2 separate regions of the Homo sapiens genome follow, and region 2 is linked to region 1. A link is a contact called in ENCODE Hi-C or POLR2A ChIA-PET data. All regions are on one chromosome and are shown on one strand. Each heading gives the region's core, a stretch centred on a gene start or an enhancer-like site at or near the end of the contact. The rest is flanking DNA. Distances are from core to core; before and after follow the strand shown.

Evidence for each region. Hi-C counts contacts between places; a loop is a spot of excess contacts on that map. ChIA-PET counts read pairs that join two places held with the same protein, here RNA polymerase II (POLR2A). Pooled maps may share reads with other maps.
Region 2: a pooled map shows a loop between it and region 1 (3-fold over the local background). The contact joins two enhancer-like sites. A Hi-C loop is called at or near these places in 2 of 168 maps with a recorded cell type or tissue (heart left ventricle and left cardiac atrium) and 10 of 50 pooled maps. POLR2A ChIA-PET finds 5 or more read pairs at or near these places in 3 of 52 experiments (B cell, CD4-positive, alpha-beta memory T cell and activated CD4-positive, alpha-beta T cell).

The regions. Positions count from the first base shown.
Region 1 is chrX:154,134,746-154,137,445 of GRCh38, forward strand. No RefSeq gene overlaps it. Among named protein-coding and RNA genes, the nearest start is that of OPN1LW, 8.1 kb to the right of the region's middle. RefSeq lists a silencer at 1,929-2,223 and an enhancer at 1,947-1,996. Within about 2 kb of position 1,351, at least 13 of the 41 ENCODE cell types and tissues checked have a DNase peak (open chromatin) inside an H3K27ac peak, as active enhancers do.
Region 2 is chrX:154,325,991-154,328,789 of GRCh38, forward strand. TKTL1 (transketolase like 1) reads left to right here. Exons shown (of 13, transcript NM_012253.4): 11 at 1,601-1,697; 12 at 1,849-1,968. Among named protein-coding and RNA genes, the nearest start is that of TKTL1, 32 kb to the left of the region's middle. Within about 2 kb of position 1,526, at least 5 of the 41 ENCODE cell types and tissues checked have a DNase peak (open chromatin) inside an H3K27ac peak, as active enhancers do.

The sequences.
Region 1 (2,700 bases), core at 101-2,600:
CTAAATTTTGGGGGGGCTTGTTAGGCAGCTCTACACTTGAGATCCAGACCAAATGGAGAGAGTATGGTAAGCTCTGGGGAGCAGGTCGCAACCTGAAAAGCCTGGCAGACTCGACTCATGGAGGAAGACTGCTGGCCCCTACTTATTCCCCCAGCAGAATAAGTAATAATTACAAAGGATTTGCAGGGAACAAGGGAAATGGATGAGGAAGAGACAGTTCTTGTTCTCTATCTGTCCAGGAATATTTTTTGGCATCATCCTTAGTGTACTATTTCTAATAGTCATACAATGACGTCTTGTCCTCTTGCCCTTTCTCTATTTCTCCATTTAACAGGTTAGGTCTGTGCAGGCTGGATAGTGCAGCTGGGACATCTAGGACCACATTAGATCCTAGATGCCTCCAAGGCAAGAGATAGTATCACAATGTAAAAAATGCTTGTATAGGCTGGGCGAGGTGGCTCACGCCTGTAATCCCAGCACTTTGGGAGGCTGAGGCGAGCAGATCACTTGAGGTCAGGAGTTCGAGACCAGCCTGGCCAACATGACAAAACCCCGTCTCTACTAAAAATACAAAAATTAGCTGGGCATGGTGGTGCTTGCCTGTAGTCCAGCTACTCGGGAGACTGAGGCAGGAGAATGGCTTGAACCCAGGAGGTGGAGGTTGCAGTGAGCTGAGATCACACCACTGCACTCCAGCCTGGGGGACAGAGTGAAGCTCCATCTCAAAAAAAAAAGAAAAGAAAAGAAAAACAAAAGAAAATGCTTGTATAGCAAATAGGTTACGCTTTAGAAAACCACAGCTATCTTTGATAGAGGAGTATGGGTTGAGATCATATTCATCTTGACTTTTATTCGTTCAAATGATTACATCAATGACTAACCTCAAGTGAGTTTATGACTGGGCAGGGAATGTGACCAACATCTAAAGTCTGTGCCATGCCACTGCCCACGGGCTGCTTGGCTTCAGAACAAAGCGGTTATTTGCATCAGTGAATCCAAGTTGGTCCTCTTGCCTCCCATGCTATAATTGGAAACACCGAGTTTGTAAGTACAATGTCACCAGAAATGTCACTTGTAAATGCAAAGCTCAAATCATCAGATCCAAGACTCTAAGACACCCAGCCTTGCAGAACAAGGATGGAACTTGAGAGGGGAGAGAATGTGCTAGAGCTTACACTGATGACCTGGAGGGTCACAGCCTTACCCAGATGTACAGGGGCTGCCGTCAGAGTGGGGACAAGTTTTCTGTTCAAAGGCAGTAGAAAGCTTTTTAGAACAATGGAAGCAAATAATATCTCTTGTTGCATTGTGTACAAAATGTGAGACAGATCAATGGAATACACACAATAACAGATAAAGGAAATACACAGGAAATGCGTGCAAGAAAAACACCTGGGTCCCTGAATGACAGGAAATAGTGCTGTCTAATAGTGCACTAAGATTCTGTTAGAAATTTCTTCCCTAGCAATGAAAGACAGTTAAAGGGAATCATGTCATTGTATGTGCAAATCTTGGTATTTTAATTGCATATGTATCGTATAAATTAAGCTTTTGTCTGATTTCCACTGTCTGTAAGAGTTAAAATTAAAAAAATAAACACTTGGCTGGACCACACACTGAATTAATGATTTTAACACAAAAATGATACTGAAGAGAATGTGAATGCACTAATGCCACCGAACTGTGTGTACTTAAAAACGGTTAAGATGGTAAGTTGTATGTTATGGGTATTTTACCACTATTAAAAAAAAGTTTTTAAGAAAAAAGGCTAATAAGATTTCTGGGTTCAGGCAGGAGTAGGAAGGCAGCGAAAACCCGAATTCCCCCACTTCTCCTAAAAGAAGTCCAAACACAGGAAGAATGAATGAGCCCCCCTCCTTGATATACTGGAGGAAACCAGAACCTGTGCCATCAGAAAGCGCTAGGATGTGACAAAGCAGGGAGGGGACTACAAAGGGCCCCAGCGGTCCCGACCAGGATCCACCCTTTCAGGACATGGCCCAGGCCCGCTCAGGATCGCATGGGGGCAGATGCGAGCCCCAGGAGAACTCCCGAGGACCCGCGGCGGCCGCCGGGGGCTTCCTGACGCGCGAGCGGCGAGGCGGCGCCAGAAGAGGGCGCCCGGGAGCCGAACAGGAGGCCAAACCCCGGGCCTTCCCGCGTTCCCGGGGGTCCCCGTGCTAAGGCAGACAGAAGGCGCCCACCTGTCAACAGTGAGAACCAGAATCCACAAAGGCCAAAGTGCGGAAGGCACTGAGACAAAGCAAAGCGACCCACAGAGCAAGAGGACCGAGCCGCCGCCGCCGCTCACCGGAAAAAGCGTTGCACAGGGCCCGAGGCAGGGGCTTCGCAGAGGCGTTCAGCTCACCGCTGGGAGCTGTTCTGGGGCTCCGGGTCCCACGGCCGTTTGCCCAGCCGTTTCCGAAGCCGCAGCCTTGCTCCGGATTCGCCTCGCACTTTTTTTTTTTTTGGACAGTGCTAGGAAACATGCGTTTAATAAAGAAATCTAGGCATGCAGTTTTCAATTAACATGGCCCATTATGTCTCTCTCCTTCCGCTTACAGTGAAGATCAGGACCATGAAGTGAATTTGAATTTCTTTTCTTTTTTTCTTTTCTTTTCTTTTCTTTTCAAGACAGGGTCTTGCTGTATGGCCCAGGCTGGAGGATCATGGCTCACTGCAGCCTCCACCTCCTGGCCT
Region 2 (2,799 bases), core at 276-2,775, 190 kb after region 1:
AAAACAAGACAAAAAATAATAGAAATCACTTGAAATGAATAATCTGTTAGGTTCAGATTTTACAGATCTAAGGCCAGGAATAAAAGGGAACATGATCTCTGGTATTCTCACAAAAGCCCTGAGAAGTTCAGATTATCAGTCCTATCTGTAGATGAGGATTGGAGAAAGTAAGTGTCTTACTTAAGGGTTTACAGCTTGTGAGTACCAAGACCAGAATCCAGGCCTGAGTAGTGAGCCCAGTCTCCCCAGGTCTGCCCACCACGCTGACCATCCCCTGCTCAGCCTGCCTGTCAGGGCCATGCATAGAGAAAAGCAGAAACGTCTATGGAGAAAATAAGTGACTCTGCTCATCACCTAGGGAGTGGGGCTTGTAGACATTTTGGCATGCTTCCTTCCTGTCTTTGTTCTAGGCATACATGTATATTTTACACAGTTGAGATCATACTGAATAGAAAGGTTTGCCCATAGCCACTCTTGAAAGAGCAGCAGGTAACATCCAATTTGGTTGCTAAGGACTAGGCTGCTCCAGAATTCACAGTTGCAAGTACTCAGAATGGCCAGAGTGCTGCCATAAAGCAGGTGTTTCCAGAACTGTCCACTGTGTGCCATAACGTAGCTGGAAAACGCCACCAAATGGAAAAGTTAGTGTTCACCTTTGGTGTTAACTACAGGTTCTGTTTCTATGGGGAGGGTCTCTTGACATTCACATGGTTTGCAGAGCTTGCTTATTTCTGTCGTCTCTTTTCTAATAATTTTCCTGTCCTGACAAAAGCAAGTAAATTTACTGATAGTAAAGGATGTGAGATAAATGTGTGTGATAACATGCATGGCATGGATCGTTAAAGGGCTGGGCTTTGAAAAGAGGACATGGATATGTGTGCATGCGTGTATAAGTATTTTAAGAGGCCAGGACATCCTTAAAGAATGGGGTGGCTCAGAAACCCTTTCTGTACTATCAGCAATGGTTCTTAAGCTACAGGGAAACCTATACAGAGGGGAAGTGGAGAATAATTCCAGATGCCTCCGATGGGTAGCTTTGGAGGCAACAATCTATGAAAGAAGCCCAGGAACTCTGTCTTTGCTTGCAGAATAGTACGTTGTCGAGAGCGAGGGCTTTGATGTCAGCCCCGCCTGGCTGTGGGTCCCAGCCCTGCCCTGGGCCACTTCCTCCTGCTCTGAGATTTGCTTTCCTCAGCTGCAGAACGGTTGTGCCACTGAACAGATCTTACAGGGAGGCTGTGAGGGTTCTCAGAGTTCAGGCACACAAGATCTTAGCACTCAGCGTGTTGCCAATGCCCAGAATGTTCTCATTAACATGTTAGTCACTGGAGTCCAATCTTTGCATGCCATAGTGAGCTCTCAAACCAGACTCCTGATGGGTATGTGGCGTATCCATGCTCCAGGACAGCTGGAGCAGTGTAATTTCCTATCAAAAAGTATGTGTCCTGGCTTGTAAATGCATCTGATTTTTTTAGTAGTGAGTTATTAAGGAGTGAAATTGTTAGAATTGGGGGATAGCGGCATAGCAAAGTGCCTTCCACTTTGACATGCATTCTGTGTGTAGTAACCACGGCATTCTGTTTTGCTGGCACTATACCAGGTCCTCCGCCACTGTGTCAGTGACAAGGTCACAGTTATTGGAGCTGGAATTACTGTGTATGAAGCCTTAGCAGCTGCTGATGAGCTTTCGAAACAAGGTCAGTTGGTTGAGTATGAGCATTGAAGTTCAAGCTGGGAAGAGGTAGGACTTCAGCTACCTCCTGTGCCCTGAGTGCTCTTTTTATTTTTATCCCTGCATGTTATTCTGAGTCTCTTTCTTGTACCAAGCTGGTTTTTGCTGTTCTGCAGATATTTTTATCCGTGTCATCGACCTGTTTACCATTAAACCTCTGGATGTCGCCACCATCGTCTCCAGTGCAAAAGCCACAGAGGGCCGGATCATTACAGTGGAGGATCACTACCCGCAAGGTGTGTGTGGGCATTGAGAATGCTTTGGAAGGTTTTGGTGTTTTTGTTTCCTTGATTGGCCACATGGCATGCTCTCAGGCATCACCTATAGTCTACCTCTCACCCAGCATGGCTTTGTTATTTGATGTTCACTAAGCGTGGGGCCATACTCATACACATCTGTGTGTCCCCAACAGAGTGCACAGTGCCCAGTCACCAGGGCGGGTCAGTGGCAACACAGAGGAGTGGCTATTGCAGGCAAGCGAGGTGTCATGAAAAGCATCGCAGTTTCTTTGGGTTTGGAATGATGAATAGTATGCCCCAGGCCAGGCGTGGTGGCTTACACCTGTCATCCCAGCACTTTGGGAGGCCGAGGCAGGTAGAGATCACTTGAGGCCAGAAGCTCAAGACCAGCCTGGTCAACATGGTGAAACCCCATCTCTACTAAAAATACAAAAATTAGCTGGGTGTGGTGGTGCATGCCTGTAGTCCCAGCTACTTGGGAGGTTGAGGCAGGAGAATCACTTGAACCCAGGAGGTGGAGGTTGCAGTGAGCCAGGATCATACCATTGCACTCCAGCTTGGGAAACAGAGTGAGACTCTGCCTCAAAAAAAAAAAAAAAAAAAAAAAAAAAAAAAAAAAAAAAAAAAAAAAGTGTGCCCCGACGAAAGCAGGTATAGCAGAGAACACAGCAAATGCAGAAAACAGTGTGTCAGGGAGAATGGGCTGGGCAGTGTTTGCGCCTGGAAAGGTTAGGTGGGACAGATGATGTGATACAAGGAGCATTGAGTGTTCATGCGGCAGGGGCCCTCTGAGCCTGCACAAGCGGTGCCTGATCTCTCGAAGGACTC